Regions from separate parts of the Homo sapiens genome. Here region 2 is linked to region 1. A link is an interaction called in ENCODE POLR2A ChIA-PET data of the cell type or tissue named here. Cell type or tissue: GM12878. All regions are shown on one strand. Links, peaks and the distances in the headings refer to the core of each region. The heading gives the core; the rest is flanking DNA.

Region 1 (5,381 bases), core at 79-5,078:
TCTACAGCATCTCCATGCAGGTGCCGATTGCCACGGCCGGAGCAGAGCTCTCAGCTCCTCATAATCCTAACCAGCTCCCTATCTTAGTAACTTATCTTAGTAACTGGCAACATCTTTCACTGAGTACGCAAGCCAGAAATCTGAGTCACGTTGATTCTTCTCTTTTCCTCCCACTCAACCCTGCTGCATCCAATCAATCAAGTTCTGTGGGTTCCACTTTTAAAGTAGATTCCCTAAGTGGTCACTGCTTACCGTCTCCACTGCTATGGCCTCAGACCTCACCACCGCCTCTTCGGCTGACAAATGCAATGACCCCATCACTTCTCCTCTGCTCCCAACCTTCCCATAGTTTCCCATCAACTCAGAATACAATCCCAAACTCCTCACCTGGCCTACAAGTCCTTCACTGACGCAGCCCCTACCTACTTTTTCCACCTGCATCTCTGACCTGGGCCCCTGGCTCATGCAGTCACGCCAGCCTGCTTGCTGTTCCTGGGACATCGAGTCTTTCCTCCTCAGCGACGCTCTTCCCCCAAACAGAGACATGGTTTGTTCCATCACTGTATCCCGGCTCCATCCAATGGCTTTCCTCAACTTCGTCACCTGAATGAGCATCCTCTCCACCCCATCCCTGGCATGATTGACTTACCTGCATTGTTCTTCTCTGTGAGACTCACCATCCAGAGCATTACACCATATTTTCATCTGATTATTTGCTTCTTGTCTGTTCACCTCCTCAGAACTTGAGCAGCATTATAATAGCATGGATTTGGTCTGTCTTATTCTCAATATGATACAAGTACTTATGTACCTGGCACATAGTAGGTACTCAATAAATAGTAGTGGCAACAGAGCACCAAAAATGAGCTCGGCAGAAAATGAAGAATTCCATTATTTGTCTTAAAAAGGCAGACAAGCTAGGCACAGTTGCTCACGCCTGTAATCCCAACACTTTGGGAGGCTGAGATGGTTCAATCCCTTGATCCCAGGAGTTTGAGAGTGGCCTGGGCAGCATGATGAAACCCTGTCTCTACAAAAAATACAAAAATTAGCCAGGCAAGGTGGCACGAGCCTGTAATCCCAGCTACTCGGGAGGCTGACTGGGAGGATCACCTGAGCCCGGGAGTTAGAGGCTGCATTGAGATCATGCCACTGCACTCCAGCCTGGGCAACAGAGCAAGATCCTGCTGTCTCAAAAAAAAAAAAAAAAAAAAGGCAAATAAGTTACTAACATGGGGAAATATGGGTCATAAAGGAGAGAGCTGGCTTTTTCAGAAAAAGACAGTTATTAGGTATCCAACAACAGATAAATGGATAAAGAAAATTTGGTATATATACACAATGGAATACTGTTCAGCCATAAAAAAGAATGAAATCCTGTAATTCTCAGCAATATGGATGGAACTGGAGGAATTATAAAAAATGAAATAAGCCAGGAACAGAAAGTTAAACACTGCATGTTCTCAGTCACATGTGGAAGCTAAAAAGTGTCAGTCTCACAGAAGTAGAAAGTAGAAGGAGGATACTTGAGGGTGGGAAGGGAGATGGGAAGGGAGTGATAGGGACAGATTTATTAAAGGATACAAAATTACAGCTAGACAGGAAGAATAAGTTCTAGTGTTCTGTACTACTATAAGATGACTACAGTTAATAATGTATTACATAGTTTCAAATAGCTAGAAGGAGGTGGGGCGGTGGCTCACACTTGTAATCCCAGCACTTTGGGAGGCCGACGAGGGTAGATCACCTGAGGTCAGGGGTTTGAGACCAGCCTGGCCAACATGGTAAAACCCTGAGTCTACTAAAAATACAAAAAATTAGCCGGGTGTGGTGGCGGGCACCTGTAATCCCAGCTACTTGGGAGGCTGAGACGGGAGAATTGCTTGAACCCGGGAGGCAGAAGTTGCAGTGAGCTGAGATTGCACTGTTGCACTCCAGCCTGGGTGACAGAACGAGACTCCATCTCAAAACAAAAACAAAAACAAAAACAAAACCCAAAATAGCTAGAAGGAGGATATTGAATATTCCCAACACAAAGAAATGATGGATGTTTGAGATGATGGATGTGCGAATTATGCTGATCTGATCACTGCACGTCATATGTATCGAAACATCACTATGTACGCATGAATATGTACAGTTATTATTTGTCAGTTTTAAAGTAAAATTTTTAAAAAGAAAGAGAAAGAGAAAGAAAAAGACAAGTGAGAGAACTAGAAATTCATCCCACACCCACCAGGGATGAAATTAGCCTAATCTCAACAGAGTTCAGTCTCTTCATCTAACAGACAAGGAACAGAATCTTTCATCGCATGTTGGGGAGGGGAAGAATGAGGTTACTCAAACAAAAAGTTTCGAACTTCTCAGAAAAAAAATGAATTTCGTCAATTCGAGATACTGTTAATACCCCATCTGGCCATGATTGACGAAACAGACCTTTGGATTCCGTGAAACGAACCCCTTGCTAATGTCGCTTCTGGGTTCTTCAGACCTTCTTGGCAGGTGGCTGGCTTCTCTGTTCTAACTTAACCCTCCAGATGTCACATGAAAAAAGTATGCTTGTTATGAAATAATCCTCTGGCTTCATTACCCAGGAAGTCCCTGCTTTGTTTTTGGTCTTTGTTTTTATTTTCTCAAGCTCTGACAGAAGTTTCTGGGGGAAACTGTGGGTCTTTATGGATGAGGGTGAAGTTGTTTAGAAACTAAAATAAACAAGATACTGTATTTTCTTCCTCACGCTCTCTTGCTCATGCACTCAGAAGACAAAGGTACCCCCTTCAGTTCCCAGAAGCTGGTCTGCTCTTTTTTGTTTGTTTTAATTGTAGAGACACGGTCTCGCTCTGTGCCTAGGCTGGAGTGCAGTGGCACAATCGGTAGCTCACTGCAGCCTCAACCTTCCAGGCTCAAGGATCCTGCCACCTCAGCCTGCTGAGTAGCCGGGACTACTGGCACGCACCAACACACCCAGCTAATTTTTAATTTTTTTCTAGAGAATCTGGTCTCACTATGTTGCCTAGGCTGGTCTCAAATTCCTGGTCCCAAGCAATCCTCCTGCCTTAGCTTCCCAAAGTGCTGGGATTACAGGTGTGAGCCCCCACACCCAGCCCACTTCCGCTCTTAGGGAGAGGCGAGTGCATTTCAGAGAGCACTCGATGCTCCCAAAAGAAGAAGTTGACAGAGCCCACGTCCCCTCAGCCCTTCACACAGCCTCCCCTTGTCTTCCTCTCCTACTCAGCACTGTGGCTGCACTAGGACCCCTCATGATGACCAAGATCCTCATAAAGAGGACAAGAAGTTCATCCAGTACCAGTCAGGCCAATATCCCAAAATTAGCATAACTGGCAGAAATGCAGAGGCATCAACAACTCCTCTTGACAACAGGGTTGGTAGAAGAATCAAGGGCCTAATTTTGATGCCTGGCACAGGTTATGGGAGCAGCAGAGTACATGCTGCCCAGCGGCTTCCAGAAGCTCCTGGTCCACCCCGTCAAGAAGCCGGAGGTCCTGCTGAGGTGCAACACATCTCAGTGTGCTGAGACTGCCCTCAATGTTGCCCCCAAGAACTGCAAAGCCATCCTGGAAACAGTGGCCCAGCTGCCCATTGGAGTCACCAATCCCAGTGCCAAGCTGTGCAGCAAAGAAAAGGATTAGACTGCTCATGTGCACGTTTTATTTGTTTTTAAATTAAAAAACAAAAAAAAGAAAGAAGGAGGAAGTGGAGGAAGAGGAAGGAGGAGGGAGGAGGAGGAGGAATTTACATCAGCAGGCCGATCACATACTAGTCCTTGAATTCATGGTTGAATGTACTGACCATTCTCCCTACGGACACTTGAAGGTTTCCATCAAACCCTTCATAACATATTGCATAATTGTGGACTCTAGACTTGGGCCACAACTGAGTGATTTTTTTTTTCTCAAACCCAATTCCACAAAGTAAAAGCCTGATGAAATACAGTGAAGGCTGATGCCTTATTAACTGTGTTTCCCAAATCCAGAGCTCTAAAAAGGTTCTGCATACAGTCATTCATTCAATGCTTAACGACTGAGCATTAATTCCATGCTAAGTACTGAACTCAGCACTAGGAATAAGAAGGCGACCTAGAGGCATATCCTCTCTCTAAAGATGCATAGAGCCTCATTGGAATGATCAGCCGTGTCTCCAGAGAGCTACAAGGCAGTTTTCAATTGGTAAATGCCCTGAGAGTGATGGGCTTGTGGCATGTGTAAGGGTTAGACAGACCTGGGACCTAGACATGACACCACTCCTGACGAATTATGTGAGTGTGGGTGTTTCACAACCACAATGAGATGCAATGCCTGCACTTGTAACATGGAAATAGTGATGGCATGCCGGCCCCGCCAGATTGCTGTGAGAAGTCAGCGGCAGAGACATGCAACATTCTCAGCACAGTGCTTGCCATGTAGTAAGGGCCTAGTCAGTGCTAGTGATTCCTTTCAATATTCCTAAGATGCAGATAAGGGAACAGCCCAGAGGAGGGGGAGCACTTCCAGAGGGAGGGATGCGGTGAGACTTCCTTCAGCAGGGTAGCACTGGAGCTGGGTGTTAAGGAGTGAGTGAGCTTTGGGCTTATGGATTTAACAGAGGAAACCAAGAAAAGAGGAGGCGGTGTTGCAGGAACAGTGAGCAGTTGATGATTTTTATTTTGTTCTCTGGTCTGCTTGGGAACATTTTTGTGGCAAAGACAGCATGAAGGATAGCGAAGAATTAATACTGAAGAGATAGGCCAGGGCAGGTTATGAAGGATTTTGAATACCGGGCTAAGAAATGTGGGCTTAATTTCAAAGACATTATGGACACTCCTAAAATGTTACGTTGTAGATAAGGGAAAAGTATTCTTCCAGAAGATTAAATTGGGGCTGGGCACGGTGGCTCACGCCTGTGATCCCAGCACTTTGGGAGGCGAAGTGGGCAGATCACCTGAGGTCAGGAGTTTGAGATCAGCCTGGCCAACGTGGTGAAGCCCCATCTCTACTGAAAAAAAAAATTAGCCGGGCATGGTGGTGGGTGCCTGTAATCTCAGCTACTTGGGAGGCTGAAGCAGGAGAATCACATGAACCTGGGAGGCAGAGGTTGCAGTGAGCCAAGATTGCACCACTGCATTCCAGTGGGCGACAGAGCAAGACTCAGTCAAAAAAAAAAAAGATTAAACTGGAAGCAATGGGTAAGAATGGTGGAGTGGAGAGACACATTTGAGTGAGGGAAGCCAGCTGAAAAGCTGTACAGACGTCTAGACAAAATGTGACACAAGCATGCCTTCACCTCCCTGCAAAGACCACAGACCACTGAGCTCCAAAGGGGGTTTGGAATCCTTGTCCTGGGCCGCCATTGGTAACTCATCAGTGCTGGCTTGAGAGATAAAC
Region 2 (5,381 bases), core at 142-5,141, 170 kb after region 1:
AAATGTGGCTCAGTGCTTCCTGGCAGGGCAAGGTCCCAAGAAGCCCATAGTATGAGTCAGGAATGGGATCAGGACCCACGTCCCCAGCATCTTGGTCGGTTTCACCAGACTCCGCAGAGAGCCGAGACGTACTGTCCTCTGCTTCTTGCCTGGCCTCCCTAGGCCTTGTGCATGGCACAGACAAATGGTGCCGTGGAGCTTTCTTAGAAACTCCATCCCACCGGCTGGTCCCGGTAGCCTGGTTACTCTCTTCCTCAGAGGACCAAGACCGCTTCCTGGAGGGCGGGGCAGACCCTGGTGAGCCCGGCCCTGCACTGCCTTCCTGAGGCAGTGCACAGCTGCTCTCTGCAGGAAAGATCATGTCACCCTCAGAGTCCTGACAGCTGTCCTGGCCAACAGAATTGCTTTTGGCCATGTCATTGGTGCACGGCTGCTTGCCTGCTAGGAAGAACTCAGGGATGCATCTTTGACTTCCCTGACCTGTAGAGAGAACCCAAACAGGATGGACAAGAAATGAACGATGACTGTTGACCTGCTGTTAATCCATATAAGACACACTAATTTTCAATTATCTATGTTAATAGTGGAAAGAGATAAAAACACATTTATGGGCCAACTGATTATATAAATAACTAATCCAAACAATATTTATATTTGGCTCTATCATATTACCAGACACACATTTGCAAAGAGACAGAGACCAGTCTTCACATGATGTGATGGCCAGCAATACTCCCTGCAGTAAAAACAAGTACAGAGAAACACGCTGCACAGGGAACATCTGAATGGACAGACAAAAAGGAGGTGACTGCTCACAACCACACCGCCACTCACAAAGTGCCCCGCTCCCACTAACTCTACAACAGCAAGTCTACATGTGCTTAAGCAGAAATTCACATGCTTGGGGTCATCAGGATTCGGAAAATCTCACTCTTCTCATTTGACAGTGCTAAAACTTTTATTTTTATTTCTTTTTTATTTATGTATTTATTTATTTTTTAGATGGAATCCCACTCTGTCGCCCAGGCTGGAGTGCAGTGGTGTGATCTTGGCTCACTGCAACCACCACCTCCCAGGTTCAAGTGATTCTCCTGCCTCAGCCTCCCAAGTAGCTGGGACTACAGGCGTATGCCACCATGCCTAGCTCATTTTTGTATTTTAGTAGAGATGGGGTTTCGCCGTGTTGGCCAGGCTGGCCTAGAACTCCTGACCTCAAGTAATCCACTCACCTCGGCCTCCCGCAAAGTGCTGGCATTACAGGCGTGAGCCCCTGCGCCCAGCTTTTATTTGTATTTCTTCCTGTGAAGGTGACACATTAATTTATTTTTAAAATAAAAAGTCGGGACTCAGAATTCTCTTTATAGTGTTAGAGTGGTACCTAATCTCTTCTACATGTTTGTTCAGTGAACATTTACTAAGCACCAATGATTCTGAGACAAATGTAAAGTGAAAAACCTCACAGACTTTTCAGGAACATAGGGAACATTTTCAAACTCCTAAAAATTATTTTTAAATGCCAAAGAAGTAAACACTTTATCAATAATACATAGTTCCTTTCTAAATGGCTGTATCCAAAATATTCACTTTGGAAGAGAATGGACTGAAACTCGGTTTAGCCTTTAACAAAATTTATGAAACTGAAACAGATATTTTTCTATATTAGTAAAATTTAAAAAAAAAATTATAACGGTTAACTGTTTCTTGGGCAATCTGATAGAAACCCAGAGTTTTGACTTCACTATTACTACAGGTTAAATCCATATGATCAGGGTTAAATCCTAGCATTTTCTTTTTTAAAAAATATTATTATTATTTTAAAATAGAGACGGGGTCTCATTATGTTGCCCAGGCTGGGCTGGCACTTCTGGGCTCAAGCAATTCTCCCACTTCAACCTCCCAAACTGCTGGGATTACAAATAAGGCATGAGCTACTGCTCCCAGCCAAATCCTGGTATCTTCCAACTGTTGAATCCAGTCACACCCACAGTCACTGAGATGTCACCACGTGGTCAGGGCCACCTCACAAGTCCTTGTCAGTAAAAAACTCAAAATAGAGAAGAAACAGACTTCTATATATGGAACAAACTCAGTATCAGACAGGATATAAGTAAGTTTCAAACTGCCTCATACAGTTGGTTATAGTAGTTCCCACAGCAGGAAACATACAATAGTTAAAGACAACCAGGCTGGGAGAGGTGGCTCGCACCTGTAATCCTGGCAGTTTGAGAGGCGGAAGCAGGTGGGTCTCTTGAGCCCAGGAGTTTGAGACCAGCCTGGGCAACGTAGCAAAACCCTGTCTCTACAAAAAAATACAAAAATTAGCTAGGCATGGTGGCGCGCGCCTGTAAGTCCCAGCTACTTGGGAGGCTGAGCTGGGAGGCAGAGCTGCAGTGAGCTGAAATGGTGCCACTGCACTCCTGGATGACAGAGCAAGACCCTGCCTCAAAAAAAAAAAAGACAACCAGATAATATTTGAGTTGAATTCTGAAATTAGTTGTATCAAAGGGAAATAAGGCAATCTAGATTTATTAACTAAAGTGGGAATTCATTTGGTACATAGTGGGGACATTCCAGTTGATTTAGCAGAGATAAAATCTGAAGTCAAGGAGCAAGGTTACTGTAGTAGTCCAGGTCCTAGGTGACAAAGAGCTCAGGATGAAGGAATATTTTGGAGGAAAAACAATGACACATGGACCTAGTGACAGATTGGACAGAGAAGATGAATGAAGAGTCAACTAATCTCAGTGTTTCTGGATTGGAATAAGAGTGACACTGGCTCATGTCTTCTATCACTTTATAATTACACAAGCTAATAGGATTCATTCCATCACACTTGTCCACAGCTTTTACAAACTATGATAATAGGATAGAATTTTCATGGAAAACTCGGCGGGGCGCGGTGGCTCACACCTGTAATCCCAGCAGTTTGGGAGGCCGAGGCGGGTGGATCACCTGACGTCAGGAGTTCGAGACCAGCCTGACCAACATGGAGAAACCCCGTCTCTACTAAAAAACAAAATTAGCTGGGGGTGGTGGCACGCACCTGCAATCCCAGCTACTCAGGAGGCGGAGGCAGGAGAATCACTTGAACCCAAAAGGCAGAGGTTGCAGTGAGCCGAGATTGCGCCATTGCACTCCAGCCAGGGCAACAAGATTGAAACTCCGTCTCAAAAAAAAAAAAAAAACTTCATGGAAAACTCACAATAAAAAAAGTGTCAAGCTATTGCATGAAGACTACAAACTCACAGCAGCAACATTTACAAATACTTTTAAACTAGGAGATAGTCAAAGGACCCACACACTACAGGTTTTGAAATGCAAGAGTTTTAGAGGAGACATACCCCTACTCCCTCTTTTTGTTCTCGGTTTAGGATAGAGACCATGGTTCGGATCTCTGTTTGTCCATCTTTGACCGAAGGGCTGGGTCACAGCCAAGTGACTCCGAGCCAAATGCTGGCAGTCAATGGCAGTAAGATGCTTCCGCTTAAACCGTCTCACTGTTTCATACCAGCAGGTAGAAGAAAGGGGATATTCATTAGTTATCACCGATTCTACAAGCTAGCCAGCACATTATACTCAAGTTTCTGCATAGTGACACGATTTTGTCAACACCCCAGCCAACCGTTCCCCCCTCCCCTTGCCCCCCAACTTTGTCCTTTCAATTTCTTCGCATTTTTCTTCCTTAGAATTGAAGAATCCTAAGTGACATTTTAAGATCTTAAGTTTTTTTTTCTACTTATACTTTCTAGAAGACTTGGTCATGAAATGCTCATTTAAGAAAACGTTGTGGCTGGGCGCGCTGGCTCACGTCTGTAATCCCAGAACTTTGGGAGGTGGAGGAGGGGGCAAGACATTTTTAGTAAGTCTACTAAAAATACAAAAATTAGCTGGGCGTGGTGGTGCAGACCTGCAATCCCAGCTACTTAGGAGACCGAGGCAAGACAATCGCTTGAACCCAAGAGGTGGAGGTTGCAGTGAGCTGAGATCGCACCACTGCACTCCAATCTGGGCGACACAGCAAAAAAAGAAGTTGTCACTAGTGGATATACTGAGGTTTGGCATCTGTTCCTTAACTTTCTCCAGGCCATTTATATTTCTATTATAATCAAAAGTATTTAAGAATCGGCTATATATTTTTTTAAATAACAAAAAACTTTTATAACTTTCTTTTTTGTTAAATGGTTAAATTTTTTTTAATTGTAGTAAAAAGCACATAACATGAAAAGCACATAACTAGAAGCAAAACATCATGATAATAAAACAGGCTGCAGTTTCCTTGAAAGAAGGACCAAAGGGCACACATGTCTCAGCCCCCCGAGCCCCTTGGTATTGAGAACTGACTTGAAAGGACAGGAGCGACTCCCCCAGCCCCCAAATGGAAGAGAAGCCAATTCCTTTTCAGGACCTTTAGAGGAGAAAACTTCATATCTTCCCTTAGCAAAACACTACAGCAACAATTGCGCCTAGAATTTTGTTTCAACGGTACTGAAATACTTGGTTTTGTATTACTCATCTTCTTTCAGGTAATTCTTATCCATGTGTAACCAAGACTCTCCATGCTTCTGCATCTGTTACTGCATGTAAGATCTAGCTACCTCCTTATGGCATGAAACACTAAAATGTAAAGATACACTTCTTAAAAAATAAGAATTAGGTCAGGTGCAGTGGCTCACGCCTGTAATCCCAGCACTTTGAGAGGCCAAGATGGGTGGATCACTTGAGGTCTAGAGCTCAAGACCAGCCTGGCAACATGGTGAAACCCCATCTCTACTAAAAATATAAAAATCAGCCAGGTGTGGTGGTGGGCACCTGTAACCCCAGCTACTCAGGAGGCTGAGGCCCAAGAATCACTTGAACCCGGGAGGCGGAGGTTGTAGTGACCCAAGATTGTGCCATTGCACTCCAGCCTGGACGAGAGTACAACTCCATCTCAAAAAAAAAAAAAAAAGAAAAAGAAAAAAAAGAATTAAAGTTAGCCTTTATAGGAGATGGTCAAAAGAGAATAAAATCAGGTTCTACCAGTATCATATTTTCACAGATCCTAAAAAACACTCCAGTAGGTCGGGCGCAGTGTCTCACACCTGTAATCCCAGCACTTTGGGAGGCCGAGGCGGGTGGATCACCTGAGGTCAGGAGTTCAAGACCAGCCTGGCCAACATAGTGAAACCCCGTCTCTATTAAAAATAGAAAAAATTAGCTGGGCATGGTGGCATATGCCCCGGAGGCTGAGGCAGGAGTATCGCTTGAACGTGGGAGGCAGAGGTTGCAGTGAGCCGAGGTCGCACCATTGCACTCCAGCCTGGGCAACAAGAGTGAAACTCCATCTCAAAAAGAAAATAAAGAATACTCCACCACTAAACTATGGTATCAAATGCCAGAAT

Evidence for each region. ChIA-PET counts read pairs that join two places held together with the same protein. Peaks named below come from ENCODE experiments on the same cell type or tissue, not always from the same donor. Only the 100,000 strongest peaks of a DNase experiment are listed, where the experiment ranks them.
Region 2: POLR2A ChIA-PET joins it to region 1 with 5 read pairs; 8 of 35 experiments call an interaction of 5 or more read pairs at or near these places.

The regions. Positions count from the first base shown.
Region 1 is chr10:6,069,780-6,075,160 of GRCh38, reverse strand. It overlaps the pseudogene RPL32P23. Among named protein-coding and RNA genes, the nearest start is that of IL2RA, 10 kb to the right of the region's middle. RefSeq lists an enhancer at 2,719-2,768. In GM12878, for the core only: no CTCF peak of the experiment used is centred there; a DNase peak (open chromatin) is centred at 2,412; H3K4me3 peaks cover 1,149 bases; H3K27ac peaks cover 1,556 bases.
Region 2 is chr10:5,901,136-5,906,516 of GRCh38, reverse strand. It overlaps FBH1 (F-box DNA helicase 1), which reads right to left. Exons shown (of 21, transcript NM_178150.3): 2 at 3,342-3,497; 3 at 1-480. Among named protein-coding and RNA genes, the nearest start is that of FBH1, 14 kb to the right of the region's middle. In GM12878, for the core only: no CTCF peak of the experiment used is centred there; a DNase peak (open chromatin) is centred at 2,116; H3K4me3 peaks cover 417 bases; H3K27ac peaks cover 2,523 bases.